Regions from separate parts of the Homo sapiens genome. Here all the other regions are linked to region 2. The links are chromatin contacts, found by Hi-C or POLR2A ChIA-PET in ENCODE. All regions are on one chromosome and are shown on one strand. The core of a region is the stretch at or near the end of the contact, and the rest is flanking DNA. Distances in the headings are between cores, read along the strand shown.

Evidence for each region. Hi-C counts contacts between places; a loop is a spot of excess contacts on that map. ChIA-PET counts read pairs that join two places held with the same protein, here RNA polymerase II (POLR2A). Pooled maps may share reads with other maps.
Region 1: a loop to region 2 is called in a pooled map, with 23 times the contacts of the local background. The contact joins the promoter of TOMM40 here to the promoter of SMG9 in region 2. A Hi-C loop is called at or near these places in 2 of 37 single-sample maps with no recorded cell type and 8 of 50 pooled maps.
Region 3: a loop to region 2 is called in a pooled map, with 6 times the contacts of the local background. The contact joins the promoter of ARHGEF1 here to the promoter of SMG9 in region 2. A Hi-C loop is called at or near these places in 3 of 37 single-sample maps with no recorded cell type and 7 of 50 pooled maps.
Region 4: a pooled map shows a loop between it and region 2 (16-fold over the local background). The contact joins the promoter of ZNF296 here to the promoter of SMG9 in region 2. A Hi-C loop is called at or near these places in 1 of 37 single-sample maps with no recorded cell type and 7 of 50 pooled maps. POLR2A ChIA-PET finds 5 or more read pairs at or near these places in 1 of 52 experiments (H1).

Annotation. Positions count from the first base shown.
Region 1 is chr19:44,886,845-44,893,209 of GRCh38, reverse strand. It overlaps TOMM40 (translocase of outer mitochondrial membrane 40), which reads right to left and starts at 1,956. Exons shown (of 9, transcript NM_001128917.2): 1 at 1,521-1,956; 2 at 750-817; 3 at 281-373. The coding sequence starts at 1,794. It overlaps NECTIN2 (nectin cell adhesion molecule 2), which reads right to left. Exons shown (of 9, transcript NM_001042724.2): 9 at 3,987-5,100. The coding sequence ends at 4,831. RefSeq lists a silencer at 1,620-2,259 and enhancers at 2,570-2,729, 2,899-3,400.
Region 2 is chr19:43,750,790-43,756,974 of GRCh38, reverse strand. It overlaps SMG9 (SMG9 nonsense mediated mRNA decay factor), which reads left to right and starts at 2,013. Exons shown (of 14, transcript NM_019108.4): 1 at 2,013-2,321. RefSeq lists a silencer at 2,233-2,592 and an enhancer at 2,823-3,082.
Region 3 is chr19:41,881,934-41,887,941 of GRCh38, reverse strand. ARHGEF1 (Rho guanine nucleotide exchange factor 1) reads right to left here and starts at 4,758. Exons shown (of 29, transcript NM_004706.4): 1 at 4,653-4,758. RefSeq lists enhancers at 286-335, 376-435, 3,474-3,683 and silencers at 3,550-3,699, 4,564-5,073.
Region 4 is chr19:45,072,078-45,078,588 of GRCh38, reverse strand. It overlaps ZNF296 (zinc finger protein 296), which reads left to right and starts at 2,111. Exons shown (of 3, transcript NM_145288.3): 1 at 2,111-2,513; 2 at 2,727-2,876; 3 at 6,009-6,511. The coding sequence starts at 2,216. It also overlaps a transcript of GEMIN7 not described here. RefSeq lists silencers at 1,915-2,324, 2,415-2,654, 2,985-3,294.

The DNA.
Region 1 (6,365 bases), core at 707-3,206, 1.1 Mb before region 2:
CAGCCCTTTCCACCCTGGGTCATCGCTGTCTGGTGACAGGGTGGCTGTGGCCACATCCCCAGCACTGCTCAGCATGGGGCCAGGCAGAGAGCAGGGGTTTGGCGGATGTTTGCTGGATGAAGGAATTATTTGTGTCCCAGTGCACCTCGGAGAGATGCAATCCCCATCTCCAGGCTCTCGGTAGCTGTGACCTTTTCCTGATGAGGCCGTCTTAGCTTGACATTTGGCTACAAATTTGTTATTAGAAGGATACAATGAATGGATGAAAAAGGAAGCTCACCTCTGTGGGACTCAGCTGCTTTGTCCCCACATATGTGACCCCGAAGTGGTAGTTGGACTCCCCGATTGTGCTGAGGGCTACTGTGTGGTTGACCTGGAAGGAAAGCGAGAGCTGTGACGATACTGGACAGATAGGCTTGCCCACTGAAGAGGGCAAGGACAAGGTCTCTGGGCTGGGCAGGGGATGAAGACTGGGAGGCACGGCCTGACTAAGAGACTCAGAGAAAGGAGGTGCTGCCGGTAGGCCCACAGACCTGTTCCTTCACTCCAGCCTAGCTGCTATGGGGAGACAGTACCTCTGGATTCTAGGTCCCCAAACTGAGTAGTCAGTCTGGCACTATATCTCCGAGTCTTTTCAAGTATCAGGGAGCCCAGCTCTTGAGGGAGGAGTAATTGGGCCGAGTGTGCAGATGCAGGGAGGGGGACGGCGGGGACGATCTCTGGTGGGTAAGGACACCAGGAAGGCTCACCTGAAAATGGTTACTCAACCCTTTGTTGACTGTGAGCTTGACACCCTCCATCTGAATGGGAAACAGCTCTGGAGAAGAGAAACGCTGTCACACTCCACTCCAACCCCACACCAACTCTCATCTCTTCCTTCCCTACCACCCCCAGCTCTCTCCAGAGACCCACAGCAGAACATCTCACAAAGGATTCCACCTGTAAAGAGGCAGTACAGCCTAGTTAGACAGGGCCAGGGCCTTTGCTTGCTCAAATCTCACTGCCACCAAGCTGAGCAACTTTAGGTCAAACTCATCATCTGAAAGATGGGACCCTCACCACACAGAATTGTCCCAAGGATCTAATGAGTTAACGTATAATGAACACCAGAACAGAACTCCATAAATCTCCACCACTACTACTACTCTAATTGCTCCAGGCTGGGATCCGGAGGCTTTGGGTCCCATACCCAAGGAACCTCGCTGACACCTTGCTGACACCGTGACCTTGGGCCTCAGTTGCCTTCCCGATCACAAGAGAAGTCTGGCTTGGCTGATCCCGGGGCTCCTCAGGTCCCTAAAGGCTTTTCTCTACTGCTATGACATTCCATCCCGTTTCCAGCATTTGATTCCATCATTCTAAGCCCCAAGTCCAACGTTCCACCATTCGATCCCAACATCACCTCCTAGTGCTGTTAAATAATTCCAATGGTGCGCGCCAAATCCCAGAGTCCCCAGTGTCCTCCCCCTTCCCCCGAGATCCAGGCCATCGCAGCCCAGCGGGGGCCCCTCGCCCCTCACCCTTGCACTTCCGGTGGCACTCCTCGAATGTGCCCGGGTTGGGCAGGCAGCCGCAGGCCCCATCCTCGGCGGCCCCTGAGGCGCTGGCGGTTGCAGCCCCGGGGGTCCGTTCCGAACTTCGACTCGTACTGGTGCCGGCGCCCAGGCTGCCTCCCAGCGGCGGCAGCGTGAAGCCCGGCGGCGAGGGCGGAGGTGGCGGCAGCCCCACGAGGGCCGGCGCAGGCGGCGGTGGCGGCCCTGCGGGCGGCGAGCTGGCAGCCAACACGTTCCCCATGGTCGCCTGCTAGGGGAGAGGTCAGAGGGCAGAGGTCAGGGCCCGCGCGCCCCCGACTCAGCCCCAGCAAATCCGCACCCGGCTCCGGCCCCGGTTCTCACTGGCGGCGGCGCCTGCTCCCGGCCTGGGCTCCGCTCCCACCCCGTGCGCCACGCGCAACCGAACCCGCTGCCGCCGCCGCCACCACCGTCGCCCCGCCCCACCTAGCCCATTGGTTTAGTGTGCCCTGAGGCCCGCCCACCAGCGTCAAGACTCGGTCTTCCCATTGGACTTGTGCATAAAGTCCCGCCCACTTTCCCTGAAATGTCCTTTTGTATTGGTTCTCACTCGCAGGGTAGCCACGGCGCCCCTCCCACCCTTCCCATTGGCTCGCAGCGCCTGCGCCTATTGGCTCGCGTCGCCGCGGGTTCCGGTGCTAACCCGCCATTGGTCTGTGCTGAGCATTTTGCCACGCCCGCTGAGGCATCGCCCCGCCTCTCTCCTGGAGGAGGCCCTCTTTTGATTCCGCCCCGCGGCGAGGTTGCTGTGATAATTGGTCGGCTTTGACCCTTGCAGCATTTTGATTGGCTCCAGCGTGTACGGGGTCGACCTTGGTGGCGTATCAGCTTGGTACTCTCATTGGCTAACGTTCCAGGGTCGAAGGACAGGTAAAGGTGGGTTGCGCGGCAGAGGCGGCTAGGCAGCAAGGTCAGGCCTCGCGTCCCACCAGGCACCGCGGCAGCCGGGCCCCCACCCCACCTCTGGTTCGGAGTAGCCGACCTAAAACCGGAAGTGCTGGCCCTTCCCAGAGTGCCTCGGGAGAATTCTAATCTGTTCTGCGAACCCTGCGCTGCTCCTCGTTACCCACAATGCCCTCATCACCTCTTAGCGAAACAGTTGCCTTAGACCCACCCCTTTCGTTACCCATCATGCCTCTTGTTCCTCGCGTCACTGCGGCTTCTATCTTTGGCCCATTCATTCCTCTCCCATTACCCATCATGCCTCTGCCCCATTCATTTGAGCTTCATTGCCCAGACTACTTTTAGCTCCAGCCTGCCTGCTCACTTTCGTCGTTCTTCCGGCCCTTCTCTAATTAGCCATCATGTTTTGGATCCATGAACTCCTGTCCGTTACCTCCCTTGCCCCCGGTCCCTATTTTTCCATTATTCATCACTCTGCCTCTGGCCCATTCATTCAGGTTTATTATCCGTCATGCCTTGGGCTCCTATTACAACATTATTCATGATTTTGCCTTTAGTCTACTTTTACTTGCCGTTTATTCATTAAACTTGAGCCTCTTATACTTTCGTTACTGCTTTTTTAATTTTTATTTTTTTAAAGACAAGGTTGGACTCTGTCACTCAGGCTGGAGTGCAGTGGCGCCATCATAGCTTACTGCAGCCTTGAACTTCTGGCCTCAATCGATCCTCCTACCTCAGCCTCCAGAGTAGCTGAACTACAGGTGCGTGCCACCACGCCCGGCTAACTTTCGTAGAGGCGGGGTCTCACTGTGTTTCCCAGGCTGGTCTCTTAACTCCTGGACTCAGTCGAGCTTCCCGCCTCAGTTTCCCGAAGTGCTGGAATTACAGGAATGAGCCACTGCATCTGGCCAATTGCTATTTTTATCTTTGTCCCATTCATCATACTGCTGTTGCAATTATGAATGTTCATTAAACAGCATGCCCTGGACCCCTCCCCATTCCATTACTCAACATTCTGTTTTTAGGGCTGGGCGCAGTGGCTCACGCCTGTAATCCCAGCACTTTGGGAGGCCGAGACGGGTGGATCACGAGGTCAGGAGATCGAGACCATCTTGGCTAACGCGGTGAAACCCCGTCTCTACTAAAAATACAAAAAATAAGCCGGGCGTGGTGGTGGGCGCCTGTAGTCCCAGCTACTCGGGAGGCTGAGGCAGAGGAATGGCGTTAACTCAGAAGGTGGAGCTTGCAGTGAGCCGAGATCATGCCACTGCACTCCAGCCTGGGCGACAGAGCGAGACTCCGCCTCAAAAAAAAAAAAAATTTTGTTTTTGATTGATACATTTTTGCTCATTACTCTCTCAATTCTTATTTTGTATCTTTGGTCCCTTTGTTTTTGTCTTTAACTCTCTTGACCCCAGTTCACTGATTCTCTCAAGCCCTTAGACTCCTTCCTCATTCCCCTTCATGTCTCACCCCATCCCCTTCACATCCCACAGAAAAGGCAAGACCTGGTCAAAGTATAAATTCATATTTTGTAGGAAATGTAGTTTACAAAACAGTATCAATTGCTACCCCCAATTCAGATGACCCACTTTCCCCGGAAGGGGGATGTTTAGGTCCTATTCCACTGGGCAAGGGTAAAATGATTCAGTAGTCTTCCAGGTTAACAGTAAATTCTTCTCCCAAGGCTGGGGCCATCAAGGCACAGTCTGTATGAGGCTCACCCTGTCTGACCCTAGGCTGGGGCTGCTTGCTTGGTAGGCAGGAATTGGGGTGGGGGTGGGGGCTCAGGGAAGGGTCTGGACCCTGAGACTTCTGCTTACAGGAGGGTGCTGGGAAAACCCTGCCTTGGGCTGGGGAATCCCCTCTTTCCCACCTTTGGGGAACAGGGTGGGGAGGGGGTAAGTGGGACCCTGCTGCCTGGAGGGCTCAGGTCTGAGCAGCAGGGAGCCCTCAGCGCCCACTCCAGCAGACCTATTGGGAATTTACTACCTGAAGACAAATTATAGGTCTAGGGTCTTCTTTGTGATTTTGGGGGAGTCGAGGCATTGGGGGGTGAGAGGTATGGTCTAAGGTCACAGTCTGGGAGAGGAGTCCTTGGGATCAGAGGTTGTGCAGAAGCACCTTCCCCACCTCCTGCCTCATGAGATAAGGTTGCCAGGATTCCATTATCACGGTGAATTTCTCTGGGCTCATGGGTTAGGGGTCATAGTGGAGCCACCAAGGTAGACATCACAAATGGAATGCATATGTGTTAACTGACAGTGGCCTGGCCAGAGGTCAGGGGGCACTAGATCCTTGGCAAGAAAGCTAAGGGATCAACAGGTGAGATGTGAGACGCCAGGCGCATGGCAGCTCACACATACATGGCCCGGGACATGACAAAGCCTTTGCCCTGGTAGGAATCAGAGGGGCTGCTATAGGACAGAGCATCATAGATGGGGTTGATCTTGTCCAGATACTCTTCCTCCTCCTCCCCCTCCTCATCCTCTAGATCCAGGGAAACGTCTTCCACAGCAGGTGGCCCTGGAGGCACCGGGATGGGGGACCCCAGGCTTGTGGCTCCAGGGTGCAAGGGTCCTGACCGTTCTTCCAAGGTGGGCAGCTCATGGTATCGAGGCATTTCCTGGAGGTAGAGAGAGGACAGGAACTCAAGATCACTTCCTACGCACGACACAGATTACCAATCTGCTCTTGACCCCAAAATCCTGACCGCTCTCTCCCCATGCCAACAAGATGCCACCTCACTCCTTGTCCCCTGAGGCCATATTGCACTGGGACATTCATTCAGCCCTTCCTTAACCCAAAGCCCAGCTCGTGCAACTCACCCTGTTAATCCTGGGACTCACTTTTGACACTCGATCTCTGCAAATCTTTCCCCATGAACCTTTCACCTCAGTCTTGACCTCAAATACTTAACCTTGGGCTCTAAACAGTCCTTTGAACCTTGAGCGCAACCTCAGTGTCTGACCCCTGACCTCCAGTAGACCACTGAGGGGAGTGACTTGATTTGTCTTGTCCCAGCTTCAGGCACAGTATCCAGCAAATGTAGATAATCAATTTTCTTTCATTCTGTTTTTTTTTGTTGTTGAGACGGAGTTTTGCTCTTGTCTCCCAGGCTGTTGTGCAATGGTGCAATCTGGGCTCACTGCAACCTCTGCCTCCCGGGTCCAAGCGATTCTCCTGCCTCAGCCTCCCAAGTAGCTGGGATTACAGGCGCCCGCCACCACGCCCAGCTAATTTTTGTAATTTTTAGTAGAGACAGGGTTTCACCATGTTGGCCAGGCTGGTCTTGGAACTCCTGACCTCAGGTGATCCACCTGCCTTGGCCTCCCAAAGTGCTGGGATTACAGGCGTGAGCAACCGCACCCGGCCTTTTTCTTTTTTGAGACGGAGTCTTGCTCTGTTGCCTAGGCTGGAGTGCAGTGGCGTGGTCTCAGCTCATTGCAACTTCTGCCTCCTGGGTCCAAGCGATTCTCCTGCTTCAGCCTCCTGAATAGCTGGGATTACAGGAGCATGTCACCCATGCCTGGCTTATTTTTGTTTTTAGTAGAGAAGGGGTTTCACCTTGTTAGCCAGGGTGGTCTGGAACTCCTGACGTCAGGTGATCTGCCCGTCTCAGCCTCCCAAAGTGCTGGGATTACAGGTGTGAGCCACCATGCCTGACCAGATAATCAATTTTCATTGACCTAATGACTTTTCCTCTTTTTTTTTTTTTTTGAGATAGGGTCTCACCCTGATGCCCAGGCTGGAGTGTAGTGGCACAGCCCCAACCACCTGGGCTTAAGCAATCCGCCCACCTCAGCCTACAGGCATTTGCCACCACATCCAGGTAAATTCAGTATTTTTGTAGACGCAAAATGTTGCTGGGTAGCCCATGTTGCCCACGCT
Region 2 (6,185 bases), core at 764-3,263:
CGGCCTCCCAAAGTGCTGAGATTACAAGCGTGAGTCACTGCGCGGACCAACATCTGTTAAACAAATTAGGGGAGAAGATTATAGTGATGTATATAAAGCAGAGAGCACACAGCCTGGTACACAGTGGGTCCAAGGTCAATGCCAGGCCTCCTCTTTCCCTCTTTTAAGAAAATTCTACCTCTGAGGGTTGCCCTGACGTGAAACTGGCAATCGTGAGTGATCTGGGGTTGAGAAATTCAGATATGGCCTGAGCTGAAGAAGTAAAATTGGACACTGATAGACATAATACAGAGATGGCCTGTCATGTGTATCTTTATCAAACACCCAGAATCTTTCCCCAGAATCCATCAACAGTGGACTCAAGTCATTCTGGGTGACTGGTGTTTCTACCTGTGGCAGCCTGGAGAGGTGGCTCCACCTGGTACTGGTACTGGGACAATGACAGTAGGGATGAGGCCTGGAGGGGAGAGGGCTGCTCAGAATCTACAACTATCAGCATGGTAGACCACAAAATAATACACAGAGACAACACACAGTACCATTAGGCAACAGGCACTGTTCTATGCACTCTCACCCATTTAATGCTGGCGGCAATGTTGTAAGTAAGGTTATACCACACCCAATTCACAAACAGGGACGTAGAAGTAGAGAGTATTAAGTCACTTGGTCAAGCTCAGCCGCTATTTATATGAACTCAACACATGCTCTTAACTCCAATGCTTTATTATAACAGCAGCTCCAGAAGGAAACCGGGAACCAGTGCTTTAGGAAAGGAAAATGGGAACCAGAGGTGGAAACTTACTTTTATTGTATACAGCCAGAGAGGTTTGAATTGTGTATGTACATGTAATACCTGTTCAAATATAATTTTAAAAAACTTTTTTTTAGACCAGCCACGGTGGCTCACGCCTGTCATCCTAGCACTTTAGGAGGCCGAGGCGGGCGGATCACTTGAGGTCAGGAGTTCGAGACCAGCCTGGCCAACATGGCAAAACCCAGTCTCTACTAAAAATACAAAAAATTAGCCAGGCGTGGTGGACGCCTGTAATCCCAGCTATTTGGGAGGCTGAGGCAGGAGAATCGCTTGAATTTCAGGAGGTGGAGACGGCAGTGATCCGAGATCTCGCCACTGCACGCCAGCCTGGGTGACAGGGCGAGACTCCGTCTCTAAATAAATAAATAAAATAAAAATAAATAAAATTTCAAATAAAAAGCTAGAACCTTCCCATCCACCCACTCTGCCCACTGGGGAACTGCCGACCCTTCCGAATGCGCATGCGCTCTCCAGGCCGCGCCCGTCGCCCAATGTTCCTCTTTGGCGCGCGCAAGACTCCGCCCACGTGTGTTTAAATTTTCGACCCTGGAGCGGATTCCCTTCTCCAACGCGGCCTTCGAGGGTTTTAAACATAGTTCTGTCTCAGACTATTCTGCATCTCCCAGGCCTTAAGGATAAAACTGACACTGGAGACCCTTCAGGGTCTGACCTGCCCATTCTGCTGCCTCACCTCCCACCCAGGTGGACCCTGAATCCAAGCCAGTCTAGACCTCTTCCCCCGGGGTCTTCGCCGCCTTTGCTTAGCTGTTCCCTGGAGTACCCTCGCCTGCCTGTCCTTCAAGGTCCAACCGGACCCGCGCCCTTTCCTAAGTGATTTGAGGCCCTGGCAGTCTCTCCACAGGCCGGGGTGTCTTCCAGGGCGCACGCCAAGTCTGATTCATTCATGTGTTCTTGGCACTCAGCCCAGAACAGTGAAATTCCTCCCTGTCGTCCCACCCCACTGCATCCCGCCAACATCACCGAAGAGGCACAACTCGAACCCCAGATCCGGGCCGCTCTCCCTCCTGCCGGCTCCTCGGCGTATCCATTTCCCTACTCATCTCCCCACCCTCAACCCCCCAACCGCGCGCACGCGCATTGAGTCAGAGCCGCGGCGTCCTCCCGCCTCCCGCTCCGGAACCCGCATGCGTGCTGAAGCCGACCGCCTCCATCCACGCACGCTCAGCCCGGCGAGCGCATTCAGTTCTCGAGCTCCAGCCCTCAGCGCATGCGCAGGACGAGTCGCCTGAGGGAACTGATCTCAGCTCGGGCCCGCGTTACATCCTCCTCCTCTTCTTCCTTCGGCCCAGCTTTCCTTAGGGGCTGCAACCCGGACGCCGAGGCCGGTTTCGGAGTGGGGAGTGCCCATTTTCTCTCCTTCCCACGTTCCTGGCCCCCAGACGCCATTTGCAGGCGGGTGGCTTGGGTCAGCCTCCCCGCCCCCACCCGACTCCCGTCACGGGAGAGCGCACACCGCGCCCCGAGAACCAATCAGCAGCCGCGTTAGGTAAGGGGGCCGCGAGCCCGCGCGAGGCTAGCGCACCGGCGGCGGGCGGGGCGCTCCGGCAGGCCCCGCCCCCGCCTTGGCCATTGAAAGGTCGCTGGGACGTCCGGCGGGGGTGCGGCACTGAGTAGGGGGCCGGCGACCGTCAATTCGATACTGGGTTGGCAGGAATGGGGGCGGGGGACGGAAATAACGTGTAAATGAGAAACTTATGCTCTGCGAGATCCAAGTACAGCCTGCAAACTGCCCGTCAAGTACTGGGGAGGCCGCCCCAATAACGTGTAACGAGAAACTTGAGTTGGGTTCCCCGAGGGAAGCTTTGTAAAGCAATGCCTAAATCCGGGGGAGGCTCCCTTCTAGAACCCCGTAGAGAGAAGTTTAAATCCTAGGGAGTCCTTAGGAAAATGTGCAAATCGACTACAGTTCTGGGCTGGGGAGTGCCCCACGAAGTGGGCTTACATACTCAGGAATCGGGAGAGTCTCCCCAAATATTTGCAAATAGTGAGGTTCTGGGAGATCCCCGAAGGGAGTGTGTGAAGCGATGCCTAAATACTGAGGAGACACTCCCCAAAAATATGTAAATTCGATTTGTTAATTTTCGGGAAGTCACCCTAGAAGTCCATCAGCAGACACTTAAATAGACCAGCTTTCCTAAGTTTGGGGGTAATCCCCAAAGGAGCCCGGAAACAGCATTGGAAGTCCCCAGCTTGCATGTGGGTGGGGTTTTTTTTTTTTTTCTTTGAGACAAGAGTCTCGCTCTGTCGCCCAGGCTGGAGTGCAGTGGCACGATCTCGGCTCACTGTATCCTCCACACCTGGTTTAGGTGGGCTTTTAAGTTCCAAGGAACTCCCCACATTCAGATACTGTGGAAGCTCCCAGAATAAAGGGCACAGGGAGGCCAGGTGCGGTGGCTTACCCGGGGAATCCGATCACTTTGGGAGACCGAGGCTGGCGAATCACTTGAGGCCAGGAGTTCGATACCAGCCTGGCCAACATGGCGAAACCCCGTCTCTACTGAAAATGCAAAACTTAGCCCGGCCTGGTGGTATGCACCTGTAATCCCACCTACTTGGGAGGCTGAGGCAGGAGAATTGCCTGAACCCGGGAGGCAGAGGCCGCAGCCAGCTGAGATCGTGCCACTGCACTCCAGCCTGGGCAACAGAGCAAGACCGTCTCAAAAAAAAAAAAAAAAAAAAAAGAAAAGCATTCACACAGGGGCGCTTACTTTGCACAGGAAAGGGCATCCTCATAGGCCAGTAAACAGAAACCTCAGGGCTGGGCAGTATCCCAATTGAGGCATGAAGACAAGTACTTAAGCACTGGGTAGATTTCAGAATAATGTGTAAAGACACTTAATTGCAAGTGAGGGAGGAGTCTCAGATTCTGGGGAGAATCTCCATCCCAGACTAAGCAGTCATTTCGGTATGGAATGAGTCATTTTCCCTAAGCAGCTGTAAACAGGCCCTTGTCCTCCTCTGTCTAGGAAAGCAGTCTTCAGCCTGGCTTGTGGCTCTGGGAGAGGTCATGTAGCACAGTAGGAGAGGAGCTAGACAAGCCACTTGTCTGGCTAGCAAAATTATGACTGCATCTTGTAAACAGACCCTTCCATTCTGGAGAGTCTCGGAGGGACCTGTTTATGTCATTATGAGGTGGGGCAGGGGAGGATTCATGGAGGGATTTAACAGATACTTCCAAGCTAAGCAAGGGTCAGCAAACTGTTTTTTTGAGACAGGGTTCTGCTTTTTTTTTTTTTTAGACAGGGTCTTGCTTTGTTACCCAGGCTAGAGTGCAGTGGTGCAGCATGATCATGGCAGCCTTGACCTCCCAGGCTCAAGTGATCCCACCACCTCAGCCTCCCAAGTAGCTGGGACTACAGGTGCATGTCACCACGCCCAGCTACTTTTTTCTTTTTTAAATGTTATATAGAGACAGGATCTTGCTATGTTGCCCAAGCTGGTCTCGAACTCCTGGGCTGAAGCAGTCCTCCTGTCTCGGCCTCCCAAAGTGTCGGGATTACAGGTGTGAGCCACCATACTCGGCCATTCAGTAAAACTTTCTGTTAAGGCCAGAGAATAATTATTTTAGGCCCTGCAGACTGTATTGTCTGTCTCAGCTCTGCCATTGCATCAAGAAGGCAGCCACAGACAGTTTCTAAATTGATGGATGTGGCCATGTTCCGATAAAACTTTCTATTTACAAAAACAGAAAGCAGACCAGATTTGGCCCCTAGGCCACACTTTGTCAACCTGACTTCTGAGCTTGAGCAGATAGCCCCACTGAGTTCTACAAACAGTTAAGTAGTCAAATACCACCCTAGACTGATGTGTGAACAGCTGGGAAAACTCTCTAAGGACCTGTAAACAGATACTGAAATGGTGGAGAGTGGGTTGCATAGGTAGCCAGACATTATATAACATCTCAAATAGAATAAACACTGGAGACACCTTGAAATGAAATTCACTGTGAGGGAAGGCAGACCGTCAGGAACGGAAGACAGACAGACACTGAAATGTAGTGGGATACCAGGTGAAAATAGGCCCTTGAGTGTTGGAACCTCACCATGACATACACTAGTAAGTGGCTGGAGCCCCACCATGACATACACTAGTAATGACTAATCAAGAGTAGCTGTTGGACTGAGGATCACATTGCTGGTTTGTAAGCAAATGCCTTGCTGCATTTTGGTAAGGAGAATATCCTATTTTTATGTGAACTTGCCCCTGTGAGTTTATTTATGTTGGAGCATTTTAATAGTTGGGAATAGTTTTGGCTGCAAGTAAGAGATAGATGTGTATTTGTTTTTCACTGCCTCTCGAAGTAGGCAATTCAAGGTTAACGTGGAACCCCCCAACCTTGTGTCTTGTTTTATTGTACCTTCCATTAAATTGCCTTACAGCCCAGGATAGCTGCTTGAGCTCCAACCTCCACACCCACATTCCTGTCACTGGGAGGAAGGGGCAGAAGGCATGTGCCAGAGTCTGTGAAGGGAAGTTTCTGGAAGCTGCCAAGCCACACTTCTAGTGTCATACCATAGCCAGAAAGTACTTACTCACATGGCCACACCTAACTGCAAACAAGGATGAGAAGTTTGTTCTGGATAGCCATGTACCTAGCTCAGAACTGAGGGTTTTACTTTTTTGGAAGAAGTCAGGAGTGGATGTTGGGAACCAGCTTGCAGTTGCTACCACAGGCCCAGAGCTCTGTTGAAAGGAAGGGCCTTGGCCGGGCATGGTGGCTCACGCCTATAATCCCAGCCCTTTGGGAGGCTGAGGCAGGTGGATTGCCTGAGGTCAGGAGTTTGAGACCAGCCTGGCCAACATGGTGAAACCCCATCTCTACTAAAAATACAAAAAAAATTAGTCGGGTGTGGTGGTGGGCATCTGTAATCCCAGCTTCTCAGGAGACTGAGGCAGGAGAATTGCTTGAATCTGTGAGGTGGAGGCTGCAGTGAGCCGAGATTACGCCATTGCACTCCAGCCTCGGTGACAAGAGCGAAACTCTGTCTCAAAAAAAAGAAGAAAGGAAGAGCCTTGGTTGGGCACAGTGGCTCACATCTGTAATCCCAGCACTTTGGGAGGCCAAGGTAGGTGCATCACCTGAGGTCAGGAGTTCGAGACCAGCCTGGCCAACATGGTGAAACCCCATCTCTACTAAAAATATAAAAATTAGCCAGGCATGGTGGTGGGTGCCTGTAATCCCAGCTACTTGGGAGGCTGAGGCAGAAGAATTGCTTGAACTCAGGAGGCAGAGGTTGCAGTGAGCCAAGATCAGGCCACTGTACTCCAGCCTGGGCGACAGAGAGACTCCATCTCCAAAAAAAAGAAAGAAGGGACTTCGTATAGTCTAGGATATGCCAAGTAGAGTAGG
Region 3 (6,008 bases), core at 3,509-6,008, 1.9 Mb after region 2:
GCTCAATGGGGCCTCTGTGTGGCCACAAAGAGCCCTTCAGAGACCCGCCAGGGGGCGGGAGCCCAGGGACGGGAGCCTTGCGGGGGCAGGCGTTGGAGGCTCAGGAGCCTGGGTCCATGGGAAGGCTGAGTCTGACAGCCTGCAATCTGGGGTCCCTAATGCCCTAATGGAAGAGGGGGCTGGGGGCCTGGACTCCCAGGTTGGAGGGACCAGGGGCCTGGGGGCTAATTCCTGAGGGCACAGCCCAGAGGCAAGAGGGGATGGGAGGGTTAGAGGAGAGGCGGGAGAGAAGTGGGGTGCAGGGGTCTCCTCTGGTCTGTGACAGGCCTGGGACAGGATGTTGCCTTGGAACCCACCAGCCCCACTTCCTGTGACAGGAAGTCACAATGGCAAACCCCCAACCCCCAACTCTCCACATAAGAAAACAAAACTCAGAACCCTCCTCCCTCAGGGACTGGGAGTCCCCAAACCCAGAAGTTCTTCTTTCCCCCAGGGACCTCATCTCTTCCCAGGCTTCCAGTCCCAGAAACCAAGTGATGGGGCCTCAGACAGCCCATCTCCAAGGTGCGTCTGTCCCCTCCACCCTACGTGCGCCTTGGTCTGTCCGCAGCCAGCTCTCCTTGGCTGTCTGTCCCTTGAATCTGTCTCATGTCTTGGTCTCTTTTCACCCTGTTTCCTGATTTTTCTCTTTCCCTTCCTCCAGAACTGTCTCATTTTCCCCACCATCCCTGCCTCTCCTCCCTCCATCTCTCCCTCTCAGCGGTGACACCCCCTTCCTGCTTCTGTAGCTCCGTCTGTCCTGTCCCTGTCTCTGTGCCTCTGTCCTCCCACATCTGGTTTCTGCAGCCACCATCCTCACACCTCTCTGAGTCACAGTCTCATGTGCTGTCTCTCATCTCTCCATCCCTTTTTCTCCCCCATCTCTTGCTGTCTCTCCCATCTTTGTCTCTCCTTGAGTCTCCACTTCTCTCTGAGTCTTTCCACCGACATCTTCTGTGTCCTTAATTAGTCTGACTAATGCCACGGAGCCCGTGTCAGGTGGGAAGGAGCTGTGGAAAGAGGGGTGGGGTGGACCAGCGGCGGGGCTCCCCACAGCCCAAAGCTATTTATAACCCAAGCCAGCAGAGACCCGCCCTTCTCCTGCTTTATGGGCCTCCTCCCTAGCTCCCCAGTAAATGGTAACCAGGATTTTGATGATTAAACAATGATGCTTTCTGGAGTGTCCAAATGCCACCCTGTGGGTCCACCTGGGGAAGGCATCATTTTTATTATTTCCCACAAAGTGTATTGTCCAATATCTAAGCTTGGGCAATTCAAGATTCAAGTACTGTTAAACATTCACTTTAATAAATTTGCAAACTGGCCAGGTGAGGTGGTTCATGCCTGTAACCCCAGCACTTTGGGAGGCCAAGGTGGGAAGATCGCTTGAGCTCAGGAGTTTGAGACCAGCCTGGGGAACACAGTGAGACCCTGTCTCACTATGAAACATGACCACGGACGTGGAGGGTGCATGCTCATCCCACTCAGAGGTAGAAACGCTCAACTGAGGCAGGGAAATTTTAAAAAGGCAAAGGAGGGGATACTCATTATCTTTGCAAGTGCTTGGTGCCAGGTCTGGAACTGTGCACTTGCCAAGTTCTTATCTCCTTATTCCTTATCACAATAATAATGAAATGACAGCTGACACAAAAGAGACACTTAGTATGTGCCAGGCATGGCATCGCTGGTTGACAGGTAATAACTCATTTAATCCTCTCGGTGACTCCAAGAGATCATTATTATTCTCACCTCCATTTAACAAAGAAGGAAACTGAGGCACAGCTCATAAGAGGCAGAACCAGGACTCAGACCTGGGCAGTTGGGCTACAGAGTTTACGCATTTAAAATAAACTGCATTTGGTGGACACAGTGGCTCACACCTGTAATCCCAGCACTTTGGGAGACCAAGGCAGGTGGATCACTTGAGCTCAGGAGTTCGAGACCAGCCTGGCTAACATGGTGAAACCCCCATCTCTACAAAAGATAGCCAGGTGTGGTGGTTCATGCCTGTAGTCATAGCTACTTGGGAGGCTAAGATGAGAGGATCGCCTGAGCCCAGGAGGCAGAGGTTGCAGTGAGCCAAAATTGTGCCACTGCCCTCCAGCCTGGGCGACAGAGTGAGACCTTGTCTTAAAATAAAATAGGCTAGGCACGGTGGCTCTCGCCTGTAATCCCAGCACTTTGGGAGACCAAGGCGGGCGGATCACGAAGTCAAGAGATCGACACCATCCTGGCCAACATAGTGAAACCCTGTCTCTACTAAAAATACCAAAATTAGCTGGGCGTGGTGGCACGAGCCTGTAGTCCCAGCTACTCGGGAGGCTGAGGCAGGAGAATCGCTTGAATCCGGGAGGCGGAGGTTGCAGTGAGCTGAGATCGCGCCACTGCACTCCAGCCTGGTAACAGAAGTGAGACTTCGTCTCAAAAATAAATAAATAAATAAATAAAACAAAATAAAACAGAGAGCATTGCTTCAGAGCATGGGGAGCCCCCACCCTACCCTTCAGAAACTAAAATCTGAACCAAAGCTCTGAGACACATCATGTCTTCTTATGGATGCCTGGAAAAGTCACGGGTATGTGGTCACTATGGCCTAGGCAGGAGTGCAAGTTGGATACGGCTGCTCCACAGAGGCTTGGGGGTTGGAGATGATGGAGGCGAGGAGTGTCGCCTGTTTAGGAGGAGGGGTTTGGGGGAGTCCCACAAAGGCTGGAGAATTATAGGTGAAGCTGTCAGAGAATAGATGGATCTATAGGCAACTGACAAGGCCTGGGGGGTCCAGCAGAGGGAACACTGCGTGCATGGGGCGCTGGGGGGTTAGGGCTGGTTTAGAAGGTCCATGGGTTGGGGGGCCACATGGGTGTTGAGTTCTATGGAGGTCTCAGGGTCTATAATGTGTTGAGCAGGTGACTCAGGGTCTCCAAGAACTTCTGGAGCCTTAAAGAACCTAAAAGAGTCGTTGGAATGTGTAACTCCCCAGATTCTATTTGACACACAGTGGGTCTAAAGGATCCAGGGATCATACAGGATCATGATTCTATAGGGACAGCTGCCAGTCTGTGGAACCTCTGGAGACTTAAAAGGGACTCAGAATTCCATAGGGGTGCGTGGTGGGTCCCGAGACCCATGGTCTATAGAGCCCCGGATTCTAGGGGATGCCACTGGTCTATGAGGACCCCACGTCTATAAGAAGCCAGTTCTCCATGGGGGGCTGGCAGGAACCTGGAGGGTCTGTAAGACTTTATACGGAATGAGGCGGGTCTACACGAGACCCAAATCTTACATGGACGTGGCGGGTCTTACGCGGGCCCTAAATCCTACGGGGGACGTGGCAGTGTGCACGGCCAGGGATGCCGGGGAGGACGTGCAGAGTCAGGGTCTGACACCCGCTGGGGACCGCGTCCCTCACCTGCTCCAGGTGGAAAGAGAAGCCATCGCCGCCACCGGAACCGAAGCCTCCGCGCTCGGGCTCCGCACTCTCCCCACCCCTGCCGCCGCGTCGCTCTAGCCGCCCTGAGTCCACCTTTGCGCCCAGCTCCACTCCTCCTGCCAGCCGCTCTAGCCCGGCTCCTGCCGGGCTCCGGCCCCGACGACTCTACTCCTCCCGCCGGCCGCTCTAGCGCTGTACTGCGCCACGCAGGCCAGATAGGGCCGCTCTGGCCTGTCTTGGAGGGCCAGCGTTTCCGTATCTCGACTGCCCCCGTCACTCCCCGGGCCCCGCCCCGCGCCCGGAGGTGCAGATGGGTCCAACTCCTCCCGAGTTCGATCGGAGATCTCCTAGTCACCCCAGCGCTGAGCACTCGGACGGCGGACTGGGGCTCCCCGTCCTATTAGTCTCCCCACTTAGGGGACCCGCTGAATTTCCAATCCTCGTACATCAATCCCCTCCGTCTCCCACCCCCAGCCCCTTCCTTTGGAACCGGAAAAGCAATAGTCTTGAGTTCCAGCACAACTTTCCCTCTGACATGCAGTGTAATCTGCAAAAAGTAATGACTTCTCTGTAGACCTCAGTCTTCCCATCCGTACAATGGGAGAAGGCCTCCAGCTCTCTCCCTACACCTGTCTCTCACGGTATAATTAATGACCTAGAAAAGAGCTTTCCGAAAACTCTTTCAAATGCACTCTGCAACTTTCAGCTTCACAGCGACCCTCGTCGTTGTTGTTATTGTTGTTTTTCATTTTTAGGTGGCCCTAAAGCATGCGGGGGTTGGAGGATGGCGCTTTGCGGAAAGCACGTGCGAGTTCAAATCCCAACTCCACACTTTCTCACGATGTGCGTTCCCTGGGACGAGTCGGTTTGGCTCCCCGGGCCTCGGTTTCCCCACCCGTACAATGGTAGTGATCGTCCGTTCTCCACTGAGCAGGTGGGAGGCCTTGGCCCCGGCCTCGCACCGTTCGTCCCCACCTATGGGGCACTCGTCAAGTGTGAGTTCTCCCCTCTTTGCTCCCTTTGACAGATGGGAAAACTGAGGCCCAAGGAGGGGCGGCCGCTGGTTCCGTGGGGTCCGAAGGGGGCCCCTCCGCTGCCGGCAGCGCCCCAGCCCCTCCCTCCTCCTCCCCACTTCCCCCAACAGCCGAGGGGAGGAGGCCGGGCGGGGCCGGGGACCGAGTACCTGGTGTCCGCGCGGAGGTGACCGGCGGGGCGCCCGAGGTCGGGCTCGGCGATCCCGGGCCCTGGGTCCCGGCTCCCGCTTCCTGGCTCTGGCGGGGCAGGAAGTCGGGGCGTTTTTCCGGAGGCCCCCGCCCCGCCGCCCCTCCCCGCTTCCTGCCCGCGCCCCGCGCCCGCCCGGCACCTCCGCTTCCTTCCCCTTCTCGCCGCTTGCCCGCCCCTCCTTTCCCCGCTGCGCCCGGGTCCCTGCGGGCACCGGCCCCCGCCCCGGCCGCGCCCGAGCTCTCCCCGGCTTTGTCCATCGGTCCGTCCGCCGGGCGCGGGCTCCGCGGGACTCGCATCTCCCGGCTGGGGTCACCTCCCCGGAGGTGCTGGGGGGCAAGCCCTGCTCCCCGTGCGCCCTAGACCGAGCCACGACCTCCCCGGCTTTCCGCGTCTGTGGTTCTCATGGTCTTGCGCCCTTCCTTCGCCTCTGTGGGTGTGCTCCCGCCTGCGTCTGCATCCCCTTCTCTGTCCCTCTGTCTTTCTCTACTGGGGTCTTTCCCTCCTTGGCCTCCACCTCTCCTCTCTGTCCCTCCATCACTTTCTCCCCGAAAGCCCTTCTCTACCCTCTCCAGCTCTCTCTGTATCTTTCTGCATCTCCGTCTCAGTCTCTGTCATTTCCCCAGCTGTTGCTGTGCCTGGGCCTCTTCGTGCCCATTTTCGGTTGCCCCTTCTCCCTTCTGTCTCTTCCTTTCCTTCTCGCTCTCTCTCTGTCCCTTTCTCTCCACGTCCCTGTCTCTCTCCCGGATTCCCAGGGTCTCATCATCTCTTCCTTCCCTTGCTCGTCCCCTTCATGATCCCTGGGTCTCAGCCTCTCTCCTCTCCCTTTCTCAGGAAATCCGTGTCTCTGTGCCTCTCTGTCATTGCCCCGGGATCTCCCTGCTATCCCCAGGTTAGGACCACAGACCCTCCAAAATGCCCCTTCTGTAAGTCAACGCATCGGGAAAAGGCTGCAGTCTGAATTCTGTACTAGCCCCAATCCACAAGATAGTCCCTGTGTTTCCAAGGCTTAAATACGCATAAAGTGGCTCATGCCTGTAATCCCAGCACTTTGGGAGGCCGAAGCATGGTGGATCACTTGAGGTCAGGAGTTCGAGACCAGCCCGGCCAACATGGCGAAACCCTGTCTCTACTAAAACAAAAATTAGCTGGGTGTGGTAGCACATGCCTGTCATCCCAGCTACTCGGGAGCCTGAGGTACAAGAATCGCTTGAGGTGGAGGTTGAAGTGGGCTGAGATTGCGCCACTGCACTCCAGCCTGGGCGACAGAGTCAGACTCTGCCTCAAAAAAAAAAAAAAAAAAAAAAAAAGCGGCCGG
Region 4 (6,511 bases), core at 862-3,361, 1.3 Mb before region 2:
ATAGTAGGTGCGCAATAAATATTTGTTGACTTAACTATGAACGAGTAGGGGTTGTATTTATGAACAAGACAGACTCCCATCCTGCCTCCTAGAACCTACGTTCTAGTGGGGGTAGAAGGGACAGAATAGGGTAAAATGAGCAAATATGTAAACAAGATCCTTCAGGGTTTGATCAAAGTGATGTATAAAGAATAAAATAGGCCGGGCACGGTGGCTCACGCCTGTAATTCCAGCACTTTGGGAGGCTGAGGCGGGTGGATCACCTGAGGTCAGGAGTTCGAGACCAGCCTGGCCAACATGGTGAAACCCTGTCTCTACTAAAAATAGAAAAATTAGCCGGGCATCTGTAATCCCAGCTACTCCGGAGGCTCAGGCAGGAGAATCACTTGAACCCGGGAGGCGGAGGTTGCAGTGAGCTGAGGTCGTGCCACTGCACTCCAGCCTGGGCAACAAGAGTGAAACTCCATCTCAAAAAAAAAAAAAAAAAAAAAGAGTAAAATAAGGGCAATGGGATAGTGGGTGGCTGGGTTGCCATGGAACTTAAAATTGGGTGGTCTGAGGCTGAGTGCAGTGTCTCACACCTGTAATCTCAGCACTTTGGGATGCTGAAGCAGGAGGAGCGCTTCAAGCCAAGAGTTTCAGACCAACCAGGGCAACAAAGCGAGTCCCTGTCTCTATTTAAAAATAATTTTTTTTGAAAAATTAAAAATTACAAAAAAAAAAAGGGTGATCAGAGGAGGCGGCAGTGAAGAAGAAACCACCTCAGATAACCCTCTAGTTCCAACCTGCCCTACCTCCTTTGACAGATGGAGAAAGTGAGATCCAAGAGGGAACTGGGGACAGATGGAGGTCATGGAGTGTAATTTGCAAGGCCTTCAGCAGGGTGGGGCTACTTTAGATACTGTTGGTCAGGGCCCTCTGCTCTCAGGAGGACAATGGAACCCAGACCTGAATAACAATGTGCAGAACTCCAAGAGATCAGCATCTGAAATCAGCATCTGGGCTGAGGACAGCTGGGGGAGGACAGGTTCTTGCCCTGACCTCAGGGGGCTTGCATTGGGTGGGGGAGAGGACAGTCCACAAGCCGTTCTATACTGTCGTGCAGTCGGTGCCAGGAAGAAAAGAATACTCATCAGGGATTGAGGGTGGGGCAGGGTGTCGATGCCACTTCAAACAGTGAGCAGACAGAACTGCTTAGGGGAGGGAAGTTCAAGGAGGCGGAGTGGAGGCAGGTGAGCTGCTTGGCTATTTGGTTTTAATGGCGACTTCTGGTCTAGGAACAGAGTCGATGTGTATGATTACAGTCCTCCTCTGCTCAAAACCCTCCTAAGGCTCCGGTCTCAGGAAAACCAAAAGACCTTAAAGCGATCAAAAGATTGCTTGGATCTGCCCCCATATTTTCACTGAACTCAATCCCCAACCCGTATTGCCTCTCCCTTTCCTTGTAATTCCTCAATGCCCAGGCCCACTGGCTGGGCTTCCTTCCCTCCAGCCTCAGCTCCACCATGCCCTTTCCCATCATAGGGGAGAAAATTGAATCCCTCAACCCCAGTAACCCTCTCCGCCTTTCCAGCTTTCTTTTGCTCCATGGCACTGGTCATCATGAAGGGCCATCTATATTTTACGTAATTATGTTTATAGTGTCTTCCCCCACCGTCTGAACTCCGTGCAAACAAAGATTATCTTCTGTTTATTCCCTCCTGTATTCTCAGGGCTTCAAACAGAGCCTGGCGCACAGGAGGCACTCAGTGAATGCTTGCAAAATGAATTTTTATTGTAATGCATTTAATGAAATAGCCCAGATTACTATCAGGCACCTAATAAGAAACGTGACCGACTATTTTTCTCGCTTGGGGGTGCGTGTGGGCATGCCGTGTCTCAGTTTCACCCGCCCTAAAACGGGATCAGGGATAGCTGTTTCAATGCCTTGTGGGAACTCGGTGTGATTAAATTTGGTCACTAAGCCAAACGCACGGGACACTGCCTAGATTGAGTTAGGCCGCCGTCAGGGCCCCAGCAGGGCGGCTCGGTCCCCTCCCATGAGCCCCGCCCTGGTAGGCGGAGCCACGGGCCCGGCCAGCACGTGTAAGAGTTCGCGGCGGGTCGCCGCAGTCACTCACCTGAGCGCGCACGGTCCGCGCGTCCTCCGCTCGTGCGTCCTCCGCCCGCCCGCCTGCCTGCCTGCCCGCCCGCTCGCTCGCCCGGCCCGCGACTCATGTCCCGCCGCAAGGCCGGCAGCGCGCCCCGCCGAGTAGAGCCCGCGCCCGCCGCCAACCCAGACGACGAGATGGAAATGCAGGACCTCGTCATCGAACTCAAGCCCGAGCCAGACGCGCAGCCCCAACAGGCCCCAAGGCTGGGGCCCTTCTCCCCGAAGGAGGTGTCCTCGGCGGGGCGGTTCGGCGGCGAACCCCACCACTCCCCTGGCCCCATGCCCGCCGGGGCCGCCCTCCTCGCCCTCGGCCCGCGGAACCCGTGGACCCTGTGGACGCCGTTGACCCCGAACTATCCCGGTGAGCACCCCGGGCCCTGGGCCCAGCCTCCCTTACCTTTGACCCTCGGGTGGGACCCTTCCCTTTGGGCATGGGCCCCTCGCCCTGCCTTATCTCCTTCGCCCCGTCCTGCCCCTCAGGCCCCCTTCTGACCTTCGGTTTCCCCTCTCCTTCAGCACCCTCAGCCCCCATCCTGGCCCCACCCCACGCTCACCACCCGCTTCCTCCCTGCAGACCGCCAGCCCTGGACCGACAAACACCCAGATCTGTTGACCTGCGGCCGCTGCCTGCAGACCTTCCCGTTGGAGGCCATCACTGCCTTCATGGACCACAAGAAGCTGGGCTGTCAGCTCTTCAGAGGCCCCAGCCGCGGCCAGGGCTCAGGTGAGTAAAGCCGGGTGCAGTCCCCCTCTCAAGTTCGAGGGCTGGGCTTCCTGCTGGAAAGGGGCTGGGCTGGACGGCAGGGCACTGAGCACTACTTCCCCTTTCTCGCTCCCCATCGGGTGCAGCCTAGGCGTGGCCAGGGCCTGCCCGTCCTAGGGCAGGGACCAGTGGTGGCGGTGGAGGGGGGGCGGGGGGGGACTGGGCAGGGAAGGAGGGCCGCCTACAGGGTGTGGCCAGCCCCAGAAGACTAGCCCGGGATTTTGCCCCCCCCAACACACACCCCAACCTGGTTTCACTTCTCCTTCCCCTTGGCCAGAAATAACTGGCCAGGTGGCTGGACCAGGGTGGCAGTAGGAGGGGACCTCTAGGGAGGGCAGCGGCCGGGGGGAGGGGGAGTGGAGGCCAGCTGGAATGGGGAGGTTGCCACCCCCTCCTGTCTCTCTCTGTCAATTCTGATTGAGGTGCTAGTACAGCTGAGTGTTCAGAGCCAAGGAAGGGGCTTCTGGCTTCCCTCGGTGATGGAATCTCCCAGCCCCGCGTGCTGGGAATCCCCTGGTTTGAGCGAGCTCCCGGGTGCTGGACACCCGGGTTCCTTCTCTTGGGAGGGAATTAAAAGCCTTCACATGGGGCTTGACCCTCGGTGAGCTTTTGGTCAGTGTTGGCTGCAGGGCTTAATCCAAACCTAGTTTCCAGCCCCCTGGCCCTTGCCCTTCTGAGACTTTTGAGAAGTGGAATTATTTAGGGTTGGGCCAGGGAGGGTCTGGTGGTGGGAAAGAGGAGGGGCTTGTGACTGATTGAATCAGCTTTAGAGCTGGAGCATGGAGAGTGGCCTGGAGGAGCGAGCGAGGGGCTGTGATGGAATCGCTGGAACAAAACACTACAGGGCTTGGAGAATCATGGGCACCTTGGTTTCACAGGCTCTGCTGTTTGAGCGCTTATGTGGACCAAAGCTCTCAACCATTCCCCAAGCGAGGTCACAACCACCCTTGAAAGGGAGGGGATCTCTAGGGTCCCTGAATTCTAGCAACTGAGGCACACAGAGGACTATGTCTTGCCCAAGGTCACACAATTAGGGAGCAGAGAAGTCTGAATTTGAATGCAGGCCTGTGCTCTTGACCCAGGACTGGTTGTATCACAAAGGTTGTCCCATCCAAGACTCTAGAATTTGAAAAATGGAAAGGCTAGTTCACCTAGGAAGTGTCCACTGAGAGTACCCCGAAGGTCCAGATAGAAATCCAAATTCAGGTTTGGGGGCTCAATTTGAGATCCATGCAGAGGGTGGGGGACCCAGGTCACTACCACCTCTTTACTAGGTGGCCGCTAAGCTTTCTCTGTAGCTACCCCATTATTTTGAGGTGGAGTCTTACTCTGTCACCCAGGCTGGAGTGCTGTGGTGCAATCTCAGCTCACTGCAACCTCCGCCTCCCAGGTTCAAGTGATTCTCCTGCCTCAGCCCTCCAAGTAGCTGGGACTACAGGCGTGCACCACCATGGCCAGCTAATTTTTGTATTTTTGGTAGAGACAGGGTTTCACCATGTTGACCAGGCTGGTGTCTCAAACTCCTGACCTCAGGTGGTCCACCTGCCTTGGCCTCCTGAAGTGCTGGGATTACAGGCATGAGCCACCATGCCCAGATATCTCAATTACTTTAAAAATTATTTTTATTAAACCAAAAAAAATTTTTTTTTTTGAAACAGAGTCTCGCTTTTGTCACCCAGGCTGGAGTGCAGTGGTGGGATCTCGGCTCACTGCAACCTCCGCCTCCTGGGTTCAAGCGATTCTCCTGCCTTAACCTCCCAAGTGGCCGGGATTACAGGCGCGCACCACCACACCCGGCTATTTTTTATTTTTACTAGAGACAGGGTTTCATCATGTTGGCCAGGCTGGTCTCAAATCCCTGACCTCAAGAGATCAACCCGCCTCAGCCTCCCAAAGTGCTGGGATGACAGGTGTGAGCCACCGTGCCCGGCCTAAACCAAAAATCTTATTCAAAAGCCTCTGCTCCCAGCCAGGTATGGTGGCTCACGCCTATAATCCCAGCACTTTGAGGGGCTGAGGCGGAAGGATTACTTGAGGCCATTAAGTTAAAGAATAGCCTGGGCGGCCGGGTGCGGTGGCTCAAACCTGTAATCCCAGCACTTTGGGAGGCTGAGGCGGGCAGATCATGAGGTCAGGAGATCGCGACCATCCTGGCTAACACGGTGAAACCCTGTGGCGTGGTGGCTGAGGCAGGAGAATGGCGTGAACCCCGGAGGCAGAGCTTGCAGTGAGCCGAGATCGCGCCACTGCACTGCAGCCTGGGCGACAGAGCAAGGCTCCGTCTCAAAAAAAAAAAAAAATAGCCTGGGCAACATAGCAGGACCCCATCTCTTTAAAAAATACTAAATTAAAAATTTAAAGCAAAAAAAAAAAAGCAAGCAAGCCTCTGTTCTGCCCTCTCCCCCTCCCCCAGTAGTCTGGATTGAAATCCCAGCTTCACCCCTTCCAAGCTGTGCAACCCTGGGGAAATGCCTCTCTGTGCCTCAGTTCTCCTGTCTGGAAAATGGAGATCTTATTTTCCTGTCCTGAGGGAAAGCCGGGCTATGAGCCATGGCTCAGCACCTAGCATGTAGGAAGCGCTTACTGAGTTAACATAACTTTTTAAAAGATTTTCAAACACATGGCCCAGCACAGTGGCTCATGCCTATAATCCCAGCACTTTGGGAGGCCGAGGTGGGTGGATCACTTGAGGCCAAGAGTTCGAGACCAGCCTGGCCAACACGGTGAAACCCCCATCTCTACTAATTAGCCAGGCATGGTGGCGGGCGCCTGTAATCCCAGCTACTCTAGAGGCTGAGGCATGAGAATAGCTTGAATCCAGGAGGTGGAGGTTGCAGTGAGCTGAGATCGTGCCACTGCACCCCAGCCTGGGCGACAGTGAGACTGTCTAAAAAAAAATGTTTTCAGGTACTTAGCACCCACTCCACAGATTTTTCGTGTCCACCCCTCCTCTGAGCGTCAGCTTCCTGGTCCTTCCAGGGTGTGTGTGTCTTGTTACTGCCAAGTCCTTTGCCCCTGCAGGAGTGCCTATCCCACAGAAGGTGTCCAGCTGGCAGCTGTCCGCACTAACACTCTGCCTCTTTTTCTTACCAGAACGAGAGGAGCTGAAGGCCTTGAGCTGCCTGCGCTGTGGCAAACAGTTCACAGTGGCCTGGAAGCTGCTGCGTCACGCCCAGTGGGACCACGGACTGTCCATCTACCAGACAGAATCAGAGGCCCCGGAGGCCCCGCTCCTGGGCCTGGCCGAGGTGGCTGCAGCCGTGTCGGCAGTGGTGGGGCCAGCAGCTGAGGCCAAGAGCCCCCGTGCAAGTGGCAGCGGCCTCACCCGGCGGAGCCCCACCTGTCCTGTGTGCAAGAAGACCCTCAGCTCCTTCAGCAACCTCAAAGTGCACATGCGCTCACACACAGGCGAGCGGCCCTATGCTTGCGACCAGTGTCCCTACGCCTGCGCCCAGAGCAGCAAGCTCAACCGCCACAAGAAGACCCACCGGCAGGTGCCGCCCCAGAGCCCCCTCATGGCCGACACCAGCCAGGAGCAGGCCTCTGCAGCCCCTCCGGAGCCGGCTGTCCATGCTGCTGCCCCCACCAGCACCCTT